Linked DNA regions of Homo sapiens: region 2 is linked to region 1. Evidence: chromatin loops called from intact Hi-C (ENCODE). Cell type or tissue: ascending aorta. All regions are shown on one strand.

The links. A loop is a pair of places that touch in the nucleus more often than their neighbours do. Peaks named below come from ENCODE experiments on the same cell type or tissue, not always from the same donor. Only the 100,000 strongest peaks of a DNase experiment are listed, where the experiment ranks them.
Region 2: a loop joins it to region 1, with 2.3 times the contacts of the local background. A loop is called at or near these places in 1 of 110 quality-filtered maps.

Annotation. Positions count from the first base shown.
Region 1 is chr7:40,601,686-40,609,685 of GRCh38, forward strand. The region is part of intron 12 of SUGCT (succinyl-CoA:glutarate-CoA transferase); the gene reads left to right. Among named protein-coding and RNA genes, the nearest start is that of SUGCT-AS1, 59 kb to the left of the region's middle. In ascending aorta, a CTCF peak has its summit at 3,347 (motif pointing left); a DNase peak (open chromatin) is centred at 3,296; H3K4me3 peaks cover 238 bases.
Region 2 is chr7:40,464,638-40,472,637 of GRCh38, forward strand. The region is part of intron 11 of SUGCT (succinyl-CoA:glutarate-CoA transferase); the gene reads left to right. Among named protein-coding and RNA genes, the nearest start is that of SUGCT-AS1, 78 kb to the right of the region's middle. In ascending aorta, no CTCF peak of the experiment used is centred here; DNase peaks (open chromatin) are centred at 4,964 and 5,644; H3K4me3 peaks cover 494 bases; H3K27ac peaks cover 3,489 bases.

The sequences.
Region 1 (8,000 bases):
GGCTCTGAATGTGGCCCAACACAAATTTGTAAACTTTCTTAAAATGTGAGGACTTTTTTTTTTTTTTCTCATCAGCTATCTTTAGTGTTAGTGTATTTTATGTGTGGCCCAAGATACTTCTTCAAATGTAGCCCAGGGAAGCCAAAAGATTGGACACCCTTTTTCTAAGATCTAACCCTTCAAATAAGATCTAACCCTTCAAATTGCCAAATTCAAAGTGTATCTAAAAAAGGATTGCCCTTTGCCTGAGAGTTCGCATTTTAAAGCACTCAACATTTTCATTTAGAAATAGTTTCTTTGGACTTTTATAGACATACTCTTTCAAGTTTTTACCTTGGAGACCTCTTCATATAACAATACTTAGAATTTTAAACATGGTTTCACTTTAAGTAATCTCAGCCCAACTCTGTTGAGTGAAATAGATTTGTTTCCTCTCTCAATTGTGTCTGCTGTAATGTAGGATCAGATTATAGGTCAACCCTCAAACCATGGTTATATACTTAAGCCATGGGAAAAACCAACCAACCAACCCCCAAACCTGAGTTACTGAGGCAGTAGGATGCTGTGCTTTGCCATGGTTACCACGGGACTGAATGAAGGGGGATGAACCCAGAAATGAAAACTTAAAAGAAACTGTTTTAATGAAGGGATCTGTCGGGGGGAAGAAGAGGGCTCCCTGCTTCTGGTGAGCAAACACAGCAGCCCTGAGCCTTTACAGCCCTTCGTATTTATTGGGTAGAAAGAGCAGGGAGGAGGAGGTAACGACTGGTCAGCTGCTTGACTGATCACAGGTTCACATTATTGCTAACAGGCTTCAGATGTGTCTATTCACAAGAAACACTTGTGCCTGGGTTGTGACTGCCCTCAGTATTCCTTCTGGACCACAGACTCAGTTTGTCAGTTTGCCAACATCCTGCTTTCATGAGAACAGTTTGCTGTTTACTCATATAGCCTCCAGTGGTATACAGAGCTGATCATGACCCTCACTCTTTTGGCTTGCAACAGTAGGAAGTCATAGTGTCCTCATGAAAACCTACTGGAACTGTTTCCTTCCCTTCTGGGATCTTCTGTTCTTTTTGTCATCCATTCTAATCATTTCTAGGTGTATGTACTATCTCTCCCTTCCATGGGATTAGCAATCCCATCCTAGACATTATTCATAGTAGTGGTAGGATTTTCCAACAGGATGACACTCTTAGGATATTCTCACTTTCTTCTAGAAATGGTAGAAATTTCCCAAACAGTCTTGGGTGGCTGCTTTTCAGAACTGCAGTAGTGATGGGATGTTGGAACAAGGAGCTGGCATAGTAATTCTGAGCATAAATAGGACTGAGGGGAACAGAACTCTCATGTGAACTTCTAGGGAAGTTAAATTCTAGGATGAATTAAATATATTCTTCACTTACAGTTATCCTCTAGTTGGTGCTCATGTGTTTTTAAGAATATGTAACCTCTATTTTTCAAAGAAATGCAACCTGAGAGTATAGAAAATATGTTGATTTAAATTTGATTTTCCAAAGTTCAGACTCTATATTTACACTTGAATAATTGGATGTTAAGAGACTAAAAGGGTTTAGATACATAGGAATATGTATGACAAATGCATAATGATAGCGAAAGTGCTTTCTTTGGTATTCTTGTGTGCCCAAGGTTACCCATAAACCCAATAAAAAAGAAGTGATTTCCTCTACTTGATTTGAAGTAGTCTCTGAATTTCTAAAGACAAAGATTACATTTTATTGATCTCAGAGTTCCCAAAAGAGTCTAGTACAATGGATTAAATATAGTAGCTGTTCCATAAGTTTTTTTGTGTAATTAAGTTCCTGTATAATGAATAATACTTTTATGATTTGAAAGTAGGATAGTACTGATAAAATCTCAAATCCCTTGAGATTTTATTCTGGATTTAGATGGTTCTCAGCCTTATGGTCTGCATAAATAGTAGCCCTTAGCATTGTTCAAGGCATGAGGCCCTGGGTTTAGGGTGTAAGTCAAGTGGACTAGAAATGAGAAAAATTCCCCTTCTTATTTGGTATGTCCTGCTTTTCAAAAATAAGTTAATGATCTTGCCATGCCCTATCATAATTAGTAAGCATGAAATTTAATTTGACATTTCATGTTTGATATGCATAAACTTGCCCCACTATTTTCTATTTCTAGAATGATCTTCCCAACATGCAAATCTGCTCATGTCATTCCCCTGTTTAAAATTCCTCAGTGGCTTCTCGTGAGTTTAAGATATAGATAATATCCTTAGCGCTATTTACAGTGAGTTACACCAACCTTCATCTTTCATTATCCCCAGTCCCCACTTTGTTCTTTAGCCCATCCTGAGGTGGCCACCATTTTTCAGTAGCCATGTTCCCTCCTGCTTCTAGACCTTTGCATAGGAGTGGGGGAGGTTCCTCAATGTGGGGGTAAAATTCCGGGCAGGCTTCTCGTTTCTGTGCTTGAGGCATATTTTGAAGGAAGAAAAAAAGTATTTTGTGACATCTTTCTGAGTGTTCGCCCGAGGCCCTTGCTATCTCCTCCCTCTTAACAAGTTTCATGATTAACAGAGCAGACAAGCAATCTCCCTGCAAGGCCTATGATGGTCCCTTGCTTTTCTCAGAAAAAGCGTGGGAACTTGTAGGTTTCCTTGAATGTTACATGAATCTGCTTGGTTTATTTTGTATTTTTAATTTTTTCTTTCTAGATCACTGGCCCTTCCTCTTACATAGATCAACAGAAGCATCTGTTTTTAGAATGTGAGAGGATGTCATGTTTTCGCTCCTCTTCTACAAGCTCATTAAGTATAAATAACGTATTTAGGTGAAGGACTTTATGCCATTGAGCCTTTTAATAGACTAGTGATCTTAACGTTACACTTCCGATGCCTAAGATATTTAAACCAAATCAGTAAGAGTAGAGAGTCATTTTCATTCAGTTTGGGGACAGGGGCCTATTGAAAACCCCCACCTTGATCGTCCCTTATTCACTTACAGAAAGAAAGAATTAGAATGTAGGCTATAGCCAGTTTAGGGTGCTTTCTGTCACTGTAAGGCCAAGTAGGAGTGAGTTAAAGCTTCCTTTTCCAAGAAATCATCACACTCCTGAGTGAAGAGCCTCACCTTTGCCCTCTCCCTATTTGCTCCCAAACGGGTTTGCCTGAGAGCTTGAGGTTCACTAACACCTCATTGTGAGTGGGAAGAACAGAACAGAATGCCAAGGAGCAGGCAAGGACAGGAGGTCAGCACGCTGACCCGGATTCAAAGGCTTGGGTTTGTTGAACAACTTCACCCAGTCCTGCCAGCCCGCTTTGATGGCCGGCGTTGCACGGTATTGGGGGCTGTGTGCCCTCTGCTGGGCAGAGCAGCACACGCGTCCGCCTCTCAGCGCCTGGCTTAAAGAATTTCAAGCTTTTGCTAACACGGGGGCAGATTTTCCTCTCAGGAGTGATGCTCTACCAGCATAAGACGATGGCCATGGAAATACAGCCTTGAGTTATTTGGGGAAATTTTATGTCAAAGAAACAAATGATAACTTACTTTATGTTTTACTCCAATCAACTTCAGAGCCACCAGTTTCCTTTCATCGTGGAATGGGGCTTTACATTTGCTCTGATGACATTCAGTTCAGTGGCACAATACACCAAAGTGTACGTCTTTATGTTCACAGACACAAATGGACCCACACAAAGAATTACCTAGTAACTCACTCTTTCCACTCAAGATATTCCGTGTTTTTTTGGAGAATACAAGATTTGGCATATTTGTGTGGCTTTCCTTATGTTTAACATAGCTCTTTCTAAAATCAAAGCCTTAAAATCTATTTGGATTTGATTCATTCATTTATTTTTCAGTCACTGAACAGACATGAATGGGCACCGACTATGTACCTGCCATTGTGTAGGGCTGTAGAGAGCAGTCAGAAATGGAGGAGAAAAGAGAATACCTACAATCTTGAGAAACTCCGTCCAGAGGAGAACTTAAAAAACACACTAATAAAGGAAGATATTAATTGCGAGGGAAACACAGAGATGGGAATAACAACACTATGAAGGGGTAGGAGTTAGGATCTGCTCTGCAGGCTGGTGAGAGGTAAGTATTAAAAGATATTTGTATGTTTGAAAGATACTTGTATGTTTGCCAGTAAGACAAGTTTGGGCGTGGCAGATAGTAGATGGTAGAAGAAATGGTGTGTGTGTGTCTCACAGGGCCTTTTGAGAGGCTGGAGTCCAAGGAGTGGAGCTTGGTGAGAGGTGGGCTAGAGTGGTAGGTTACAATCAGTTTGTGCAGTGCCTTGTCTAGCATGCTGAGCAGATTGCATCGTATTCAGTCGGAGAAGGCAAGTCGTTGAACGACTGTCACTAGGAGAGTGTGAGGGCTGCTTTTCATTTTAGAAACATCTCTCAGGAAGGTAGTGGATGGATAGAGGGTAGAGGAATGTCAAAAATAGCAACAGGAAGCTGTCTACCTTCTGTTGGAGCAGAAAAGACAAAAGAAGAAGGACAAAGAGAGTGGGGCTCCTGGAGAAAGGATTAACGGGAAAGCTTTCTAAGAGGCAGAAAGTTGATTGAAGGTGGAGGATGACAAAGAAGGAAGCATTGAAGAAGACTGAAAGTGTGGATGACACTGATAACAGGATGAGCTGAGAAAGGTTTGGTGCTGCAGTCGTGAGTTTCACTTTGGGCATATGGAAACTGAAGCGACCACGTGTGAGGATACCCACTACACAGATGGAAACAGGGTCTTCAGCTCAGAGAGAGAAAATGCAAAAGGGCGAGATTTGGGATCCTAGAGCATCCAGGAAGCGTCTTTGTGTGGAATACAGGGGAATAGAGGCAAATGGAGCCTTTCCTTGTTTCCTGCTTCCCTTTTACTTAGGAGATTAAAGTGACAGTTTCATTAACTGCTTTTACCACATTAAACATTGTTGAGGATTTGGATTTGGGTAACATTTTGTCTTAATAAGAAACCTACTAAAAAGTAAGTTTTTCAAAAAATGTTTTACTCTTACATGATCAAGTCTTTATCATGGAACCTGTCAGCGTTAACATCTAGGATTTAATGTCAACCAACGTAAGCTTTTAAAAAGCCATATTAAATCAGAAATGACTTAAAAATAAACTCTAGATGAACTTGATCTATTTAAGTTAAAGGATTAAGTTATATACATGATGGAGCATCAGAGATTGAGTCCTTTTTGGGTGGGCCTTGGAAAGGGAAAATGCAGAAAGTTCTAATTTGTTTTGCTTTCGAAGAAGAATCATCCTTTTTATGTATTCATATGCATAATTTGATCAGAAAAATGCTTGATATTCTAACCTTTTAATTAGGAGGGAGGAATGTAGAGATCATGTTGTAAAATTGTTTTCCAGGTGAGGAATCTGTGCAATAAATTTGAGAAACACTGAAGGCTTTATTGTATGCTTTTTCTGGATTTTTTTTTTTTTTTTGAGACAGAGTGTCACTTTGTCAGCCAGGCTGGAGTGCAGTGATACAATTATAGCTCACTACAGCCTCAACCTCTGGGCTCAAGTTATCCTCCCACCTCAGCCCCCCAAGTAGCTGGAACTATAGGAATGCACCACCACACTCAGCTAATTTTTAAATTTTTTGTAGAGACAGGGTCTCACTATATTGCCCAGGCTGGTCTCAAACTCCTGGGCTTAAGTGCTTCTCTCACCTAGGCCTCCCAAGTGCTGGGATTACAGGTGTGAGCCATCACACCTGGCTGAATTTTATAATTTACCTTGTGACATTGAAGACTCTGAGAAGTTCTGCAGGAACCTAGCGTTTCCCAGTCTTATTTGATGGCCAACCCAGTATTTCCCAGAGTTTGGATGATGTTACTTTAAAAGTTACCTTTATAATTAAGTAGAGCAATGTAAGTGTTCAAGCTTTTAGCCACAGAGCTCAGTTCAATTAGTAAACATGTATTGAGCTCTTTTATCATAGTTACCCTGTTAAGTCCCCAAATCATGAAGATTATTCATAAAACAATAATAATGACAACAATAATAGTAGCTAAGACTTGTTGAGTGCATACTAGGTGCCAGGAAATTTACTAAGCATGTTGCATACACCATCTCATTTAATCCTCACAACTCTGGGAGAAAAGTATCCATTTTAGAAAAGAGGAAATTCAGACCCAGAGAGGTGAAGTGCTTTTCCTAAGGCCATAGACCTAGTGAATTACAGAACTGGGTTTTAGACATGTTTCTACCTGATACTGCTGCTCACATTCTTAACTACCATAGCCCTGTCTATGGAGAATTTATGGCCTCAATAATGTCCATGAATATTTCCAAGATGGGCTTCAGGTATTTTGACTTGAGGGTCTTCAACCTGTGAGTTCTATTATTAGTTTCTGATATTCTGCATTACCCTGAAACGTCTTCCTAATTTAGAACCAAGGTAGCCCCTTTCTCTCTGAATCTGAAGCTCTTTGTATCAAACAGCCTTTTGTTGGGATGTAGTATCTCGTTTCTTCCACATTACGTAATGTAACATACATGAAGTAGATCAGGATATAGCTAATTTACAACTTTCCTGCATCGTTCCTGAATGTTCCTTTTTCATTTTTTTAAGTGGGAAAAATGAACACTATATTTTAAATCTTCCTTATACACTCTAGGCAATACTTAAACATTTAACTCTTAGCAATTTGTGTTTTTAATGGAATAGGGTTTTCCTTTTGGGTCATTTTCGTAGGGTAACTTTGGTTGTCCAAACATACTCTGAAATACGTTGGGGATTATGGTTTCAACACATGTAAGCCTAAGGCCAAAGTATGAGTAACACATGATATTTTGTTACATTTCATGAACAAACCACTGTTTTGTGGTATAATACAAAACATAGCTAAGTAGTTTAGATTACTATCAGGCATTACAAGGTTAGGTTTTCAATTTATGGGATTACTCAAAGCTCATTAGAAGTATTTTCTCTAGCTCTAGGGAATGCAGCCTAGAAAATAGTGGTTTCCCTTGTGAAAACGGTGTGTTTTTAGTCCATTTATTATATTTTTTAGTTTATCTCAATTATGTCCTTTTGTACTTTAGTACAATAGTTGAATTCACAAATAAGCTTACAAAGTCTGTTTTACCAATGAGCCAAAAATGGTAAAAAGAAAAGAGGGAAAACACATTGTTGTTATTTATTAACTTAAACTGTCTTCAGAATGTCACGGACACTCTGTCAGTGACACTTTTCAGAGCAAACCTACTGTGATTGGTAGAACAGCTCCGAGTTGTAGTTCTGTCTCTAGCATACACTACAATGCCAGTTTGTCTTTCTGATTTTTTTTGGTTTTCTCATTTAGAAAAATGGGCCTAGTATCCTGTATTCTGCTATGTGAATGTTCTTTCAAGGTATGCTAGGAATAACATGAGCTTTGCAATTACATATAAATGGGCTCCTATTCTCTTGCTGTATGTATCTGTGATCTCGAGCACATTATTTAACCTCTTTGAGCCCTAGTATCCTTATCTGTGAAACAATGATAATGGTAGAGTGTACATGATCGGATTATTGTGAAGATTAACTTAGGTTCATGTAAGTACCAGAGACCAGGATGGATGCAGGGTAGCTTCTCACTGCATGGGAAGTTCTCTCCATTCTTCCTTACAATAGAAATATGATTATCCCAGCACTTTGGGAGGCCGAGGCGGGCGGATCACGAGGTCAGGAGATCGAGACCATCCTGGCTAACACGGTGAAACCCCATCTCTACTAAAAATACAAAAAAATTAGCCGGGCGTGGTGGCGGGCACCTGACGTCCCAGCTACTTGGGAGGCTGAGGCAGGAGAATGGCATGAACCTGGGAGGTGGAGCTTACAGTAAGCAGATTGCACCTGGGCAACAGAGCGAGACTCCATCTCAAAAAAAAAAAAAAAAGAAAAAGAAATGTGATTATCACTTTATTCTTTCACACACTGTTTCTTAACTTTTGTTTACATATTGGTACTTCAAAATTGCACTGAAAACTCTTAAAAAAATAACAGCAAAACAACAAA
Region 2 (8,000 bases), 140 kb before region 1:
TGGACAACATAGCAAGACCCTATGTTGCTACAAAAATTAAAATTAAAAATTTAACTGGCCCTGCTGGCATGTGCCTGTAGTCCCAGCTACTTTGGGAAAGAAACCATCCTGTGAATTTGGATCTTTTTCCAGGGTAGCCATATATGCAGCAAAATACTCTGTTGCGATGTTGTGCAGCAGTAGTGAGCTGCAGCTCTCAGTCAGTTTGGTAGGTTAGGTATATTAAATGCATTGTTGACTTATGATGTTTACAATTTAATGATAGTTTTATTGGGACATAATACCTTCATAAGTTAAGGATTATCTATAGTTTGGAGAGATGCAGTTGACAATTTTCAAGCTGCTTTTGGAAAAATGTTACATATGTAAAGCAAGTATATGTCAATGTAGTCCTAGTGAAGGCATTTGTAAAAAGTTGTTTACGTTATGTCATCATAAATAAAACTAACAGCATTAGATAAGTTCGCCTTTTAAAATACTGTGGCAATTCCTTTAGTAAAATAAATAGTTTTGGTTTGGAATGATTTGGTTATTTCTTAAATTAAGTTTTTGATTTTTAATTGTCTATTTACTTATTTTCAGAGTTTACTGCATTGTGGAGTTAAATGTCCTATATCAGGGCCTTTTAACAGAGGTGCCAAACAAGTATTTGTTGAAATGAATCAAGCATTTAGGCTGGGTGCGGTGGCTGGCTGGGTACAGTGGTTCACGCCTGTAATCCTAGCGCTCTGGGAGGCTGAGGCAGGCAGATCACCTGAGGTCAGGAGTTCGAGACCAGCCTGGCCAACATGGTGAAACCCTGTCTCTACTAAAAATACAAAAATTAGCTGGGTGTGGTGGCACACGCCTGTAATCCCAGCTACTCGAGAAGCCGAGGAAGGAGAATTGCTTGAACCCGGGAGGCGGAGGTTGCAGTGAGCCGAGATCATGCCACCACACTCCAGCCTAGGTGACAGAGCAAGACTCTGTCTCAAAAAGAAAAAAAAAAGTTTATTAGTTACATTCCTCTAAGTTGATCATTTTTAAAATTTGATATCAAATTATTTTGAATAGATTTATACAAAATACTGGAGAATTGGACCTGGAACATTTCTTGGCTCTTGATGGAGCAATTGTAACTTCAAAGGTCCCTATACTGAATGTCAATGTAAAAAACTGACATCTTGGCACTATTAAGCCACTATGACCATTTCACTGCCCTGGCTAGGTCTTTCTGGGGCTCTCTTCACCTTTCAAAAAAAATAAATAAATATATTTTTTTTGAGACAAGGTCTCACTCTGTCACCCAGGCTAGCGTGCGGTAGTGTGATCATGGTTCACTTTAGCCTTGAATTCCTAGGCTCACGTAATCCTCCTGCTTCAGTCTCCCAAGTAGCTAAAACTACAGATGCAAGCCACCATGCCTGCTTAATTTAAAATATAATTTTTTTTAAAAAGATAGTTGGTGGGTGGGGGAGTGGGGTTTCCCTATGTTGCTTTGGCTGTTCTTGAACTCCTGGCCTCAGATAATCCTCCTGCTCCAACCTCCCGAAATGCTGGGATTATAGCTCTGAGTCACTATGCCTGGCTTCTATAGCTTGAAGGATAAAGTTCAAACCATTTTACCTGAACACATGCACCTCCCACCTTGTCAGCCTTGCCTGGGTCACACAGAACCCAGTGCTACTACTTTTAATGTGGCCTAATCTTTCAGTCCTCCATGTTTCCCCATATACTCATTACTTGACACTCAAATGATGGAGCTTCTTAATCTCACTACCTGCTATCAGTCCTTTAAAATAAGCACAAGTTTTAGGAGCTTTTCTGGCCTCGCTAGTCTGTTCCAAGGGGCCCCTCCTGTGCCGCTGCATCACAGCATCTACCCCACTCAACTTTCATCAGTCATTTACTTCTCTTCCTCCTTGACAAGACAGTGAATTTCTTATGGCAGAGAATATATCCTTTGGATTTTTATTTCTAGCACCTATTTGGCACTCAGTAAATGTTCTCTCAGTCAGTGAACATGTGAAGCAATGATGGGCAAGGTATCCAAGTGTGGCAGAACTGACCAAAGGGAAAAAGCAAGGATCCACGATGTCAGGTTCTACAAAACAGAAAAGAGCAGTGGTAGCTGGAAGTGAGGACTTTGAATGAACTAGAGAACCTGTATCGTGGTCATACAATATAAGAAGATCTGAATTTGAGATCCTAGTCTTTCAGTGATCAGCCTTGAGCTTCAGGTTCTCATATATCATACGTGTAAAAATACCTACATCACAAAGAGGATTAAAAACCAGAACAGACGGGCCGGGCACGGTGGCTTACGCCTGTAATCCCAGCACTTTGGGAGACTGAGGCAGGTGGATCATGAGGTCAGGAGATCGAGACCATGCTGGCTAACATGGTGAAACCCCACCTCTACTAAAATACAAAAAACTAGCTGGGCATGGTGGTGCACGCCTGTAGTCCCAACAACTTGGGAGACTGAGGCAGGGGAATTGCTTGAACCTGGGAGGCGGAGGTTGCAGTGAGCCAAGATCGTGCCACTGCACTCCAGCCTAGCGACAGAGCAAGACTCTAAGAAAAAGAAAAAAAAAAAAAAAAAAAAAAGCATGAAAACAGCCAGCACAGTTTGAGCATGCAGCAGTACTCAGCCTATTTGAGGAAAATCTTTTTTAAAAAAGTTTTAATTTTTGGAGTACCTAGTGTACGTCTATAAATTTATGGGTAGCATGAGATATTTTGATACAGGCATGCAATGTGTAATAATCACATCATTATAATGGGGGTATCCATCAGCCCACACATTTATCCTTTGTGTCTCAACAATCTAGTTATACTCTTTTAGTTATTTAAAAATGTACAGTGAAATTATATTTTACTGTAGCTACTCTGTTGTGCTAGCAAATACTAGGTCTTATTCATTCTTTCTATTTTTGAGACCTATCTGAGGAAGATCTTAATCCTGGAAAATCATAAACTTTACTTCCCCAATTGTTTGCTTTAGCAATTTCTATATTAGTTTTAAATTCATGAACCTCATTTCCAAGATTTTTTTTTCTGCCAAACTGTAATTCTTATAAGACTCAACTTTCACAATTTGTGTTTACAAAGTTATTTTTAACTGCCAATCAGACATCCTAATAAGGATGACGTAACTAGTATTATAGTAGTAATTTACTTCTACCAAAAGCAAAGCATGACATTTTCATTAGCCTGCATGGCCTTTTTGTAGGTGGATAAATAATTTGTTCAACTTTTTGAAAAAATAAAAATAGCTCATAGGACTTAGGAATACATTTTACTTTGTACTAATTTCCTAATTAAGACTATTAATAGTACTCATTTTCTTTTTTTTTTTTTTTTTAACTAAAAGAGTACCTTAATAGCCCCTATTCTATTCCCTTTCAAGAGACACTTGTTCTGCGTTGTGGGTAATGAACTTGGAATTTGTGAACACTCCACTTGAGTTATTTCTTGCACTTGTGTCTGTACTTTCATAAAGAATGAAACACTTTTTGCGTGTTCCTTAATTGCTACCCTGTGTTAATAGCCTCCACGAAAAGCTTCAGCCCATATCTTTAAGCACTTTAGTAAAATACACCCATGACTTCTCCTGTGCCATTTTTATGTGTACGTTTTTCACTGTTTTATTTGGTATCTCTAGCCTTCCTGAAAACTGTTTGACTTTTCAGTTAAGTAATATCTGTAATTTCCTTATTTTTTATTTTCTCATGTTTAATTTCTAACATCTGTGTCACCTTCCTTGGCCTTTCCCCCTTTCCTAAATCCTCAATTTTATTCCTCCCTCCTTCCTTTTTTGGCCTACCCCATCTTTCTGCCCCTACTCTGCTTTTCACACTTTGAACTGTTTTAAAATTAAACAATAAATGGGTATTATGTAGTACAGTCTTAATTGGATTTCACTTATTTGCATGAAGGCTTTATTGAGCACAAGTTTTCTTAGAGAACAGGGAGGATTTTTATCAGTGGTTACCTATGTAATACAGTTTAGAAGGCATGGAAGGAAACTTTATTCCATGAAAGATAATTCTTCCTTACACATAGTTTGCTGATTTCAGAGGTTTTACCATTAAAGATTTTGTGGGGGAGTGGGGGTGGGTTAAAAGTCTGTATACTCTTAAGTTTCAAACAGCGCAGGGAGGGTTAAAGCTTGAACTCTGATTCCTTAGTGTAAATACATTTTCCCAGATCTTTGCCTCAGTTTAGATTTTAATGTGGAGAAAACAGAGGAATCTTCCAAACACTGGCTGCCTAAGGTAAGTGAAGAGGGACAAAATGAGAAGCTGAGAGCAGTTAGGAGCCCCAGAGATGAAGATCCCCTTCCTGACACATTTGCCAAGGGCTGAGAGGTTATGGAAGTGTCTTTTAAATCCGATGAATTCCACCTTTCCCTCAACCTGGCAACCATCCACTCTCCCATATCTACATGTTTTTAATATACATAGAGAAACTTATTGTTTTCACCCTCTGAAACTTTTTGAGTTGGTTTAATATTCTTTTTTCCATATGATCACATTTTAAAATCTCTTCTGCCAACTTTTTTTTCTGACTTCTATTAATGTCTTATGAGGCTGCATTTCATAAGCTTTATATGTATCCTCAACCTACATATTTAGTTTATTGTAACCTCCTCCCAACCCCTCATAATTCTTTGAATCATATCATGGCATTCACTGTAGAGGGGCTAATTTGGATAAATGGATCTGATGTTTGGTGAGGGTCACATTTGTTTTCTTATGCATTCCTTGGCAGTGCTGCCATTATCAGCTAATAGATGGTCCCTTGTAAAATGTCTATATTTTATGTGGTACATTTTCTGAATGTTGGTTATTTGGAGATAGATTTAAGTGGCTGTGTTTTGTTACTATAAAATCAGCCCGGAGGGTAAAAGAAAGAAAGAAACACAGCTCTGGAAAGCATCCCTTTGGCTTAGAGAATGCAAAGGGAACCACTGCAACTCCAGGCAATCTCCTCGTGACCAGGGCTTTTTCCACCCTGTTAGGAGAATTCTTTGTGACTGAGAATCAAATGATGTCTAAAGACTTAAAAGTGAGTCAGTATGGAATGGAATGTCATCTCAGTTTTTTTTTTCCAAGAGGGCTATAAACCATTCCACACTACCTTTTAGGAGGAAGAATTAGGTGGTGGTTGTGGGATATTTATATGTTTGTATACGGAGGGGATGATGGTGATGGGAGGGAGTCCAGTAAACTCTATTTCCCTGGATAAAACATTTAATACCCTCGTTTCTCCTTTGGAACTTAATGTGTATTTTTAGATTTATAGAATGTTAGAGTCCTAAACACTTGGGGAGCTGGATAGAAGTTTGGATATCATCAAATTTAACCCCTTCCTAAATGTGAGAACTTAGAATTAATAGTATCACGGGCCAAAGATCCCTTGAAACGTGGTGGAAGACTCCACAAGTCAATGCTAAAGGCCTTCTTTTTTGGGAGGGGGAAGGTACAGCTCTCCAGACTTTTCTGGCTGACCTTATTTCGCTCTTGACTTTGGAAATGGATGGAGAATCTGGAGTTTGACTCAGTCAAATCTGGTTTGCTCCTCGGACTCCCTGACTCATCCCTGTCCTGCCCAATTTCCTGCTTGCCTTTGGGTCAGACTGAGTTCTGCTCTGTACTTTGCCCACTTGGGTTCTATTCTTATCTCCTCTTAGCTTTGGCTCTCCAGCATGGACTTTGCTTGAGTCTTTGATCTTGCATCAACTGATGTTTCTAGTAAGGGCCGACACCACCTCTCTCCCAGTGCTGACAGATGACATCCCTGCTGAGTCCCGATTTCCACCAGCTGTTTAGCGTTCTGGATCATTCCCTGTTGACCAGCTGCTTCTGGCCATCCTCACCTGGACAATCTGCAGTAGTTTTGGCATGTTGCTCACTGCTTCCATTGGCTGACGGTACCTACCTTAGTTCTAGTTTGTCATGTTTTCCCCAGTTCACACAGCTCATTGATGAGGCTCAGATTGCTATCTTCTGATTATCAATGTCTTTTCCATAGCACTCACGGAATAATTGCTTATTCTCCTTTTCTCTAACTACACATTTTATGTTTACAATATTCCTGGCTAGGAAAAGAAACTAAGTGAACAGTCTCTCTCTCTCTCTCTCTCTCTCTCTCTCTCTGTCTTTCTCTCTCTGTCACACATACACAGAATCATATGTACACAACTTAAATCTCTAAATTTATAAATTTACATTTTCCTTTTTAAATGATTTTTCTTTCCTCTATTGTGAATTGTTTTTCTTTTCTCATTTGCTAACTTTGGAAAGAGAAAAAATCCAGACATTGGAATGTCTGAGTTTATTTAAGTCTCAGTACTCTGTTCAATTTAATGAACGGAAACAAAAAAGGAACATCAAAATGCTGGCCTGGATCTTTGTGGCTCCAGGATTGGCCCTTTTTGGTGGCCATTGATAGATAATGTATTTGAAAAATAGGAGTAATTGTTGGTTTCAACTTACTTTTTAAACACATCAAAATATACAAATATATTCTAAAACACAGAAATTTGGAATTATGAGAAAGTGAGAGAAATTGTGAAAAACATAATTGTATATAATTTAACATTCTGTTATCTAAAATAGAGGATAAAATGGGTCTCTGAATGCACACTAACAAGCACAGGTTGTTTACTTAAATGGTTACATTTCTTAGACTAAAAAAAGTACTAAAATACTAAATATAAAATTAAAATAATAATATTTAAAATAAAAATTTTAAACTGTATATAAGTTATAGAGTTAAGCATCTGACCAAATATGAAATCAATGTACTTGCCTATATAATTCAAAATGTAATGAAGAAGAGATTATATGCATGGTTAACAGCAGCAATGAAATACAACATATCTAGGGATAACAGTAACAAGATGTGTATGGGGCTTACATACAAAAAACCTATACAACTTTCTTGGCTAGGAAGACTAAATATTATAGTGAAGATGTAAAATTTTCTCATATTAACTTTCACAAAATTCAAAACACCATTTCAAGAGGATTATCTTCAGAATTTAACAAATTCTAAAGTTTATCTTCAAGTATACATGAAATTGTTTTTTAAGTACTGGAGATAACAATCCCTGCTATATGGTAGAACAATTCTAATGTTAAAGCAACATAAATAAATTGAAAATATAAGGTGGGAAATATATTTCCAAGAATAACTGCAGATAATAGTAGTTATTTTACAAAGAGACTATTAAAATAGGTCAGTAAAAAATTATAACAACCTCAATGTATTAACTTGAAATACTTCACAAAAACTGAAAACGTAAGGTCAAATTCATGTATGAAAAGTATTGTCTTACTAGAAATTAAATATAACCAAATAAAATGGCTGAAACATGTTTTTCTCTTTTTAATCATTCACATGCTTATAAAAATGAATAATAATTAGTGTTGCGTAAGACATAGTAAGACATACAGGTTCATTCCCTGCTGTGCAAAAAGCAATTGTTCAATAGGCATATAGAGCCTTAAAGTGTCATTCTTAGTGACTCGATAATTCTATTTTGAAATATTCATTCTTGGAGTCCTACGTAAATGTCTTTAGAGGAATCAAGATAAAGACAATGATAAGTACACAATTGCAGAGTTGTTCACAATCATGAAATAGTGCAAAGCACATACACATCTGGCATTAGAGAAACAAATAAAAGCTTACTTTGGAATATTCTGTATTCACTAAAAATTAAATTTGCCACAGATCTTTTTTACTGCATGGGAAATGCTTATTACATCAGACTAATTTAAAGGCATAATTATAAACTATGCTAGCAACGGCATAAAGGAATAGCACCAAAGAAGGAAGTAAAGCTAATATTAACCGTGGTTGTCTCTCCATAGAATTATAGGTAATTGTTTCACATCTTTATATTTCCCACTGTTTTCCACGTTTTTTAATGTGAACATCTCAGTAATCAATGAATTGATGAAGCTAACAAATAGCTTTGGAATATACATCCATTTTTAAGAGAGCAA